2 separate regions of the Homo sapiens genome follow, and region 1 is linked to region 2. Evidence: chromatin contacts called from ENCODE Hi-C or POLR2A ChIA-PET data. All regions are on one chromosome and are shown on one strand. The core of a region is the stretch at or near the end of the contact, and the rest is flanking DNA. Distances in the headings are between cores, read along the strand shown. Region 1 holds the start of INVS (inversin). Region 2 overlaps NR4A3 (nuclear receptor subfamily 4 group A member 3).

The links. Hi-C counts contacts between places; a loop is a spot of excess contacts on that map. ChIA-PET counts read pairs that join two places held with the same protein, here RNA polymerase II (POLR2A). Pooled maps may share reads with other maps.
Region 1: a pooled map shows a loop between it and region 2 (4-fold over the local background). The contact joins the promoter of INVS here to the enhancer-like site in region 2. A Hi-C loop is called at or near these places in 1 of 37 single-sample maps with no recorded cell type and 6 of 50 pooled maps. POLR2A ChIA-PET finds 5 or more read pairs at or near these places in 1 of 52 experiments (T-cell).

Annotation. Positions count from the first base shown.
Region 1 is chr9:100,097,348-100,100,858 of GRCh38, forward strand. INVS (inversin) reads left to right here and starts at 1,896. Exons shown (of 17, transcript NM_014425.5): 1 at 1,896-2,069. ERP44 (endoplasmic reticulum protein 44) reads right to left here and starts at 1,653. Exons shown (of 12, transcript NM_015051.3): 1 at 1,437-1,653. The coding sequence starts at 1,493. RefSeq lists enhancers at 1,500-1,569, 1,580-1,719 and a silencer at 1,960-2,169.
Region 2 is chr9:99,848,777-99,852,639 of GRCh38, forward strand. The region is part of intron 7 of NR4A3 (nuclear receptor subfamily 4 group A member 3); the gene reads left to right. Among named protein-coding and RNA genes, the nearest start is that of NR4A3, 29 kb to the left of the region's middle. Within about 2 kb of position 2,365, at least 3 of the 41 ENCODE cell types and tissues checked have a DNase peak (open chromatin) inside an H3K27ac peak, as active enhancers do.

The DNA of each region.
Region 1 (3,511 bases), core at 646-3,145, 250 kb after region 2:
TTTGCCCTTTTTTTTTGATTTCCTAAAAGTGCACACAATTCATAACTCAAGCCATTTTGTGGATAAGATTAGTATCCAGTCTTCTTAAGGAGAGAGTGGTCTCTAATAATGGTATTATTCTAACACTTCTAGAAGGAAAAATGTATCACAGTGTATAATGAAATCACCAAGAAACAACACTATACAGAATATTTTCCTCGATACAGAAGTCATTCACTGTTGTATACTTATAAGAAGTGGCAATAAGACACTCTATCATTTAATATTACAATGTTTATACACAACTTTTTGTTCTCAAAAGTACTTTGACATGCCATTTAGTTTTTTACAGTGCTTTTTCCGAAAAGGTCCAAGTGACAAAAGAAAAGAAAGAACTATTTCAAACACAAATATTAAACATTTAATGGGATATGGCGGAATAAGCACTGGAAGTCAAGAGACTTGTTTCTAATCCCAGCTCTGCCTGTAACTAGCTGTGTGACTTCATATGCGTCACTAAATCGTTTCTTAAATTGTAAAGAAAGTAGTTCTTAATGTTTAAATCTGAATTTCTAAAAATCTACTACAATTAAGGTACTTTCAAATATTACATTATAATTAACAGCCCAATTAAATATAAGCCATTTTGCCATACGTGTTTAGTCCTTCGCTTTTGTCTCAATTTGACCTGAAGCCTGGATCAATTAGTCTGCACACTCAAGACGTACTCTGGGGCAAGAGGGACTAGGGAAAGATTCTTTTAAGATGGGATGATGCTGAGCAGGTTAGGCAGTTAGGAATGAATGCATATTCAAATAAGGCGCAATGAAGAAGAAATCTGCTTCCATGGGGAAATACGTTGCAATAAGATTTGAGGGAGGCCTTGAGCTGAGATTGTCAGGTAACCACACCTTCCACCCTTCAAACTCTATTCTCCCAGTGGAATCCAAACCAGTCTCCAGTTCCGGGTTCCCAACCAATCGCATCAAGCCACAACAGAGGGATCTGCCAACCCGGGCACCGCTTCAGGGATCTAGACCCAGTGAGAGTCACACAACCCCAGCACCTGTCGACCTCACACTCTTCCCAAATGGAGAGGGTGGGAAGGAACGCTAGGTCTATGCTTGGTCTTTTCCGATTCAAGCTACCACCAGGTCCACTAGCCCTCGAAACCGAAACCCCCGGACTTCGGGGAGAAGGGGAAGCTCCTACGCCGTGACTACGTATCAGTCCCTCAGGGCTAATTCTCCCATTCTCCCCCGACACTGGTTTCTCAGGCCTCGGGGACTCCGCGCCTGGAAGCCGACAGGCGAGAGTGAGGGCAGCGGGGGAGGGTGCACTCCAAAACACTGCAGGAAAAGACGGAAAAGCAGGGGCAGGAGTAGCAGTGTTCCCCCTGGGCGAGGGCCGGAGGCCGTTCGTGCGTTTGTCGATGGGTCTGTCATTCCCTCACTCACCAGGAGCAGAAGGGAGCATCTGAGGTCGGGTAAGGATAGGAAGACGGCAGGATGCATGGTAACGCTGGGGTCCGTGACAGGGACAGGCGCTGGCGGCTGGGACTGGGCTAGGTTGGGTTGGGTTAGGAAAGGGCTGGGCTCCGGGAGCCGACGGCAGCGGAGGATTCTCCAGGCAGCGGCACCTCGTCCTCTCGACCCGGGCTCCAGCGGCGAACACCCGGGACAACTTCCAGAGAGGCCTCTCACACCCTCACTTCCGGGTCCTGCCCACCTCGGTGCACTTCGGGAAATGTAGTCCTGCACTAGCCTCACCCCGCACGTCGTCCGTCATCTAGAACTTCCTTTCCCATTGGGCTCTCGGCCCCGGTCCACTGAGTCCTCTGCGCGCGGGGTCCTGTGGGATAGAAGGGCGGAGGGCGGGTGTACGCGGTGCTTCAGAGGATGGGAACTACAATTCCCAGAAGGATGTGCGGCCGAAAGCCTCGGGCGGCCTTTTGAGGGGCTCGGCTAGCTTCAGCGCCGTGGGGTCTGACCTGGCTGGATATAGTGTACCGGCCCGGCAGGAGGGGCGGCCCGGTCCGGGTTGCGCCTCCTGGAGCCGCCCCCGGGACGTCAGTCCTGGAGGAGGCGAGGGTGAGTAGGAGGGGGCCTGGCTGGGGAGGCTCAGATCATTCGGTCCGCACCGCCTTGGCCCCTGCTGCAGACTCACGGCCTTCCTGGCCTAGGCTGTGGCCTGAGCCTCCATCATTGGCCTCCTCGCCCGCTGCCTCTTCTTTCTGCTCTAATTCCTGCATTATAAAGTCAGAGCCACCACTCGGGGCCTCAGTTGAATGAGTCAATGACTTATCCCTGATTGTCTCTGAGGGCTCCTGTAAGGAGTAGATGTGGTACGGGATGGGATAGCACGTCGTAAACTGGAAAACTGTGTGAGTGATTGCTGCTAAGGCGTGGATCGCTCCTCCAGTATAATTACGAAATTCCCTAGCAAAGCAGTCGAGGATCCTAACTTGGCCCCAGGTAGCTCTGCGGCTTCTTCTGCAAACACTCAGTGAGGTCCAGGAGCCCACGCGATCTCTGCTTAGTACCCAGGAGGCACACTGTGCTTTTGTGGTTCTCCCTGCTCCCGCCTTTGCTTCAGCTTTCCTGCTGCCTGGAATGGCCTTACCCGTTCTCTCTCTGGAATGCTATCTTAAATGTCACCATCTCTGAGAACTTCCCGAACAACCAACCCTTTAGTCCTAATCAGAATTACTCTTCCTATGAGTGTGACTGCAGTACCTCTAGTTTTGTACGGTTATAATTATTAGAGCATTTATTACACGGGCTTGTTGTATAATTAGGCAAGGATGATGACACCTTTGCATTTTATAGCACTTTATCAAAGTGGTTTTGACTTTTTTCTATAAAAAATGATTTATTTTCTTAAAGGGGCAAAAAATACATTTTTTCTTAAGAAAAAAAAAGAGCCCTGCATAATGGCTTTCTCAGGGTGACAAAATTAGACAGTGATAGAGCCAATACTCTTACCAAGGCGGCCTAACTCCTAGACTAGTGCTCCTATCTCTTGTCCACGCCCCTGACAGAGCCCAAAGATAGTTGAAATGGGAAATTTTAAAAGAGCAGAGACTTGTAAGTATGAACTCATTATTCAAGAAATTAAACTTTGATCCTGCTCACTTTTTGGACTTAGCACTCAGCCTGTGACCTTTCATCCAACAAACATCTACTGAGTACTGGCTATATACCTGTTACTGTGCTAAGTGCTAAGAATTATGAAGTAAAAAGTATATATATATAATATATATAATATATGTACATATAATATATATAATATATGTATATATAATATATATATTATATATGTATATATAATATATATATTATATATGTACATATAATATATATATTATATATGTACATATAATATATATATTATATGTACATATAATATATATATTATATGTACATATAATATATATAATATATGTATATATAATATATATTATATATATAATATATGTATATATAATATATATAATATATGTATATATAATATATATATAATATATGTATAT
Region 2 (3,863 bases), core at 1,115-3,614:
TGGGCAAAGGAAAGAATATCATCTCCCTGTGGCCATGGAGGCCCTTGCCCCAGCTCCCTTTGCCCCGGGGGAGAGTTTCCTGTTAGACCTCATTCTTTCTGGTCAGACTGGGGCCTGGGGAGGTGGTGACAGAGGGTGGGGGCTCCAGAAGTGGCCAAATGAGGGGCTCATCCTTGACCTTTTGGTCAGACACAAGCACAGGCTTGGCTGTTGAACAGAGTTCAAGATCAGAATAATATGCTCTTGGCTATAGAAAACATGTTTCTCAAGCAGGTGGTGAGTTTCCAGAGCATCAAATGCAACCTCTGGTACAGATGGCCCCTTCTTTCTGTTTCACTGGAAATGTGCATTGGTTTGCCCAAGCATTGTTTACTTGCATTTCTTGGGATATCTCCTATTAGCTAAGGTTAGATGTGTCTGTGCCTTAAGAGGCTAGGCTGGTTCATCATTTGATGGTTGACATGCAGGCAAAGACAAGCAACTGGTATGGCTGCAATGAGGATTCAGACAGTAGCTGTTCCTTCAGTATTCCAAATGGAAACTGACTTCCTCCTGGTCTTTGGTCCAGGATGAGAAACTCACTTTTTTTTTTTAATGGGGCTGCTAGACTTCCAAGAGAGCCATTAACGAAACAAAAACCAAGGCAGTCTCAAAGAGTATGGATTCCATTTGGAAGGCTTTCAAATGGCATACTGGAGCATCTGAAGAAAATAAACAGATTTAAGGCACAAGCATATTACTTCATCAGGACTGGAAGGAAACTGGTTCAAGGCTGCCTTTGAACTAAAGCTCTTTAGTTCAATTTCAAAACCATTCAGCAATTCCTACGTCAGTTAAACATTCAAAACTAGAAAGTATGGAGTTTAGTTCATTTTAAAAAGACAAAAACAAAAAACTAGATCCAGCTTTGGATTCCTACAAGTAAAAGCAGTACATTGCTTCATCTCCATGGCAACGAGTGTTGAGTCTAGTTAATCAACAAATATTCACTGACCTAGGCACCATGCTGCATGTCATTGGGTTTTCAGAGATGATAACACACATCCCTAGAGGACATAGACATGCAAAGTACCACATGTGATGCAAGGTGTTGAGTGCCACCATGGAGACAAGGGAGTGAGTTCAAAGTGCTCAGAGACAGCAGGTGGGGGTGGTCTTCTCAGAAGAGATCACAGGAGCTGGTCCTTTGTAAGTGCAGAGGATGTCTCCAGGCTAAAATGGAAAAAGTGAGAATCCAGGCATAAACATTTGCCAAAAGCCATTGAAAATATGGCTAAGTTTCAGAAAGGAAACAGCTGAAAATTGGAGTGACAGGAGATGTGACTGGTCTGATAGGTCAGGGTGGGGCGGGACATAAAGAACCTTCCACGCCTAGGTGAGGGGAGCAGAGTTTATCTTGAGAACAACGAGGATCCACAGGTTTTGTCCAAAGGAGCTTGATGGTCAGGTTTGCGTTTTAGAAAGATTTACCCTGTCAGTGAGTTTTGGGCATAGATTAGAGTGAGAAAGAATCTAAGAGGAAAAAGGCCAGTCCAGGTGTGAGAGCCATGATTCAAGAGGAGGGTCCATCCCTGAAGGCCACATCTTTGTTTCACTCTTTAAATGGAAATTGACAGATATCTAAGAGGCCAGGACGTGTGGGTGCCAGGAAGACCCAACCTGGAGAGACTGGGCAGTTCAGTGCAGAGAATACAAAGTAGAAATTAGTAGAAGGGTGGTGCTGGTCCTCTTTCTGCATCCCATTTGTTCTATTCCCTGCAGTTACAGCTGCTCAGCCCGCTGCCCATTTATGTGGAGATTGGCTGGGGGAGGAGGCAGTTTGGCATGGCAGAAATAGCATGGACTTTGGAATCGAGCACGCCCAGATTTTAATCTTCAGTCCTATGTTTAATAAGTAGGCGCTATTGGGGAACACATTTCAGTTCTCTGAAATTCAGTTTCCCCATTTGTAAAATGGGGATAACAATGTCTATGTCATAGGGCAGCAGTGAGGATTACAGAAAATTTAGTTGGTGATGTAACCAAACTGGATTCAGGATAGGCAACTCTGAATTCACCTATGGTCCCCCTTGGAGTGATAGTGACAGATTCCCTCAAGTTAGGCATATGCCTTCCCCTACCCCTTGGAAGCATCAAACTCAGTGGCATGAGGAAACAGGTGGTGGCTTTAGAAGGCAGTATGTTTGGTGACAGTCTCCTTGGATGCTTAAGAGAGAGGCTCAAAGGAGGATAGTGATATTAAAGTAATTAAGCTGCACTTAACAAGCACTTACAATAGACCAAGTGCTCTACAGTGGTGTCTTTGGGCCTCCCCGACCAGGTAGCTCCTGTTCCTGCCCTCATTCCTGCTGTGGTTTTAGCCTACAACAAAAATAAGCCCTCTTCTCTCATTTCTGGACCTTACAACAAACACTCTCTTTGTGACTTACTGGTTGAAAGTGGGTTTGATAAGTGTGAAAATATCAGGAAATGGCAGAAAAGGCAATGCCTGGGAAACAGTGTGCATTGCTGTGAATATTAATTTTCATTTGAATATGAGCTGCCATGGATCTTGACTTCTGAATAAGCTTCGTTGATCATAAATGGTGATTGTGGAGTATCAGCTGGGCTATTTACATTACAAAATTCATCCCAAAACTGTCTTTTCTTAAACCACAGAGAGCTCATGAAAAGGAAATGGCATCTTAGAAGTTTAACTAGGCTTGCTTCCAGGAAAAGTATTAAGAATCTGGATTAGTATTGGTGGTTTGCACAAACATGGCTTTTTTTTCTCTCATTCTTTTTTTCTTTGTCCTCCTCCTCTCTGTACCCCCTCATGAAAAACTAGGCGGTGAAGTGGGGCAGGAAATGGTTTCATTCAGATCACTCTCCTTTCCTGCAGTAAACAGGGGGTTCCCCACAGTGGTTGGCTTTCAAACGTTTTTCAGGTTCCCTGTTTATCTACCCTAACCATTGCCCTTTGCCAGTGCTGCATCTCTGAAGTAATGCAAGTGCTTTGAATCTGGTGGGATACCAATGAGTTGATATCTGGTTGCAGTTAATAATGTTTCATAAATAAGAAGCCCCCTCACCAAACAGAAAGTTAGTGTGGCATTACCATTTTATAAATATCCACTCATTAAATAAGCATCGAGGGCCCACTATGTACCAAGCATTGTACCAGTCTCTTGGGATGCAAAGATGAGCCAGGCACGCATTCTGTTGCCAAGAAGTGGGCAGTCTACTAGGAAGTCATAGATTATGATATATAAACTTGATGTATAGTGATTAGTGCTCAGGCCCTGAAAAGGGACAGATGCAGTGTAGAGTAAGTCCAGATTACTGCTAACTTTTTTGAGGTGAAGGAAGGTAGAAGTGTTGGTCATGAATGACTTCCCAAAGAGGTAGCATCTAGACATGAGAAGACATAAAGAACATTCCAGATGAAGGAAAGAGAACAGCAAGGGCATGGCAGTTGAATGCCTCAGTACAGTTTAGGGTTAAAACAATTACAGTGGAGTTGCATTGTGCATATATTAAAATCACACATATGATACAAGTAGAAAGAGGAGAAAAATTAAGAGTGCAGGCTATTGCATTTGATGACTGTATGTCCTGGAGTGAGCATGAATCCACTGTAGGTCATGGTTTCTCTGCCTCTGGTGATGAGTGGTGAGATGATGTCTTGTGCTTTTGGGAAAGTTAAATGATTTTCAGGGATAAAACTAATTCTATGTGATATTTACCTTCTGGCTTGATGTGATGACCTAACCTCAGAGCAAAACGCTTTTCCTGTACAGAAATAGGGGAAATAAGATTGGAAAGATAGTTTTGAACCAGATGGCAGAGGGAATCTCAAGTGCTCAAATGCCATTTTGTTGTTC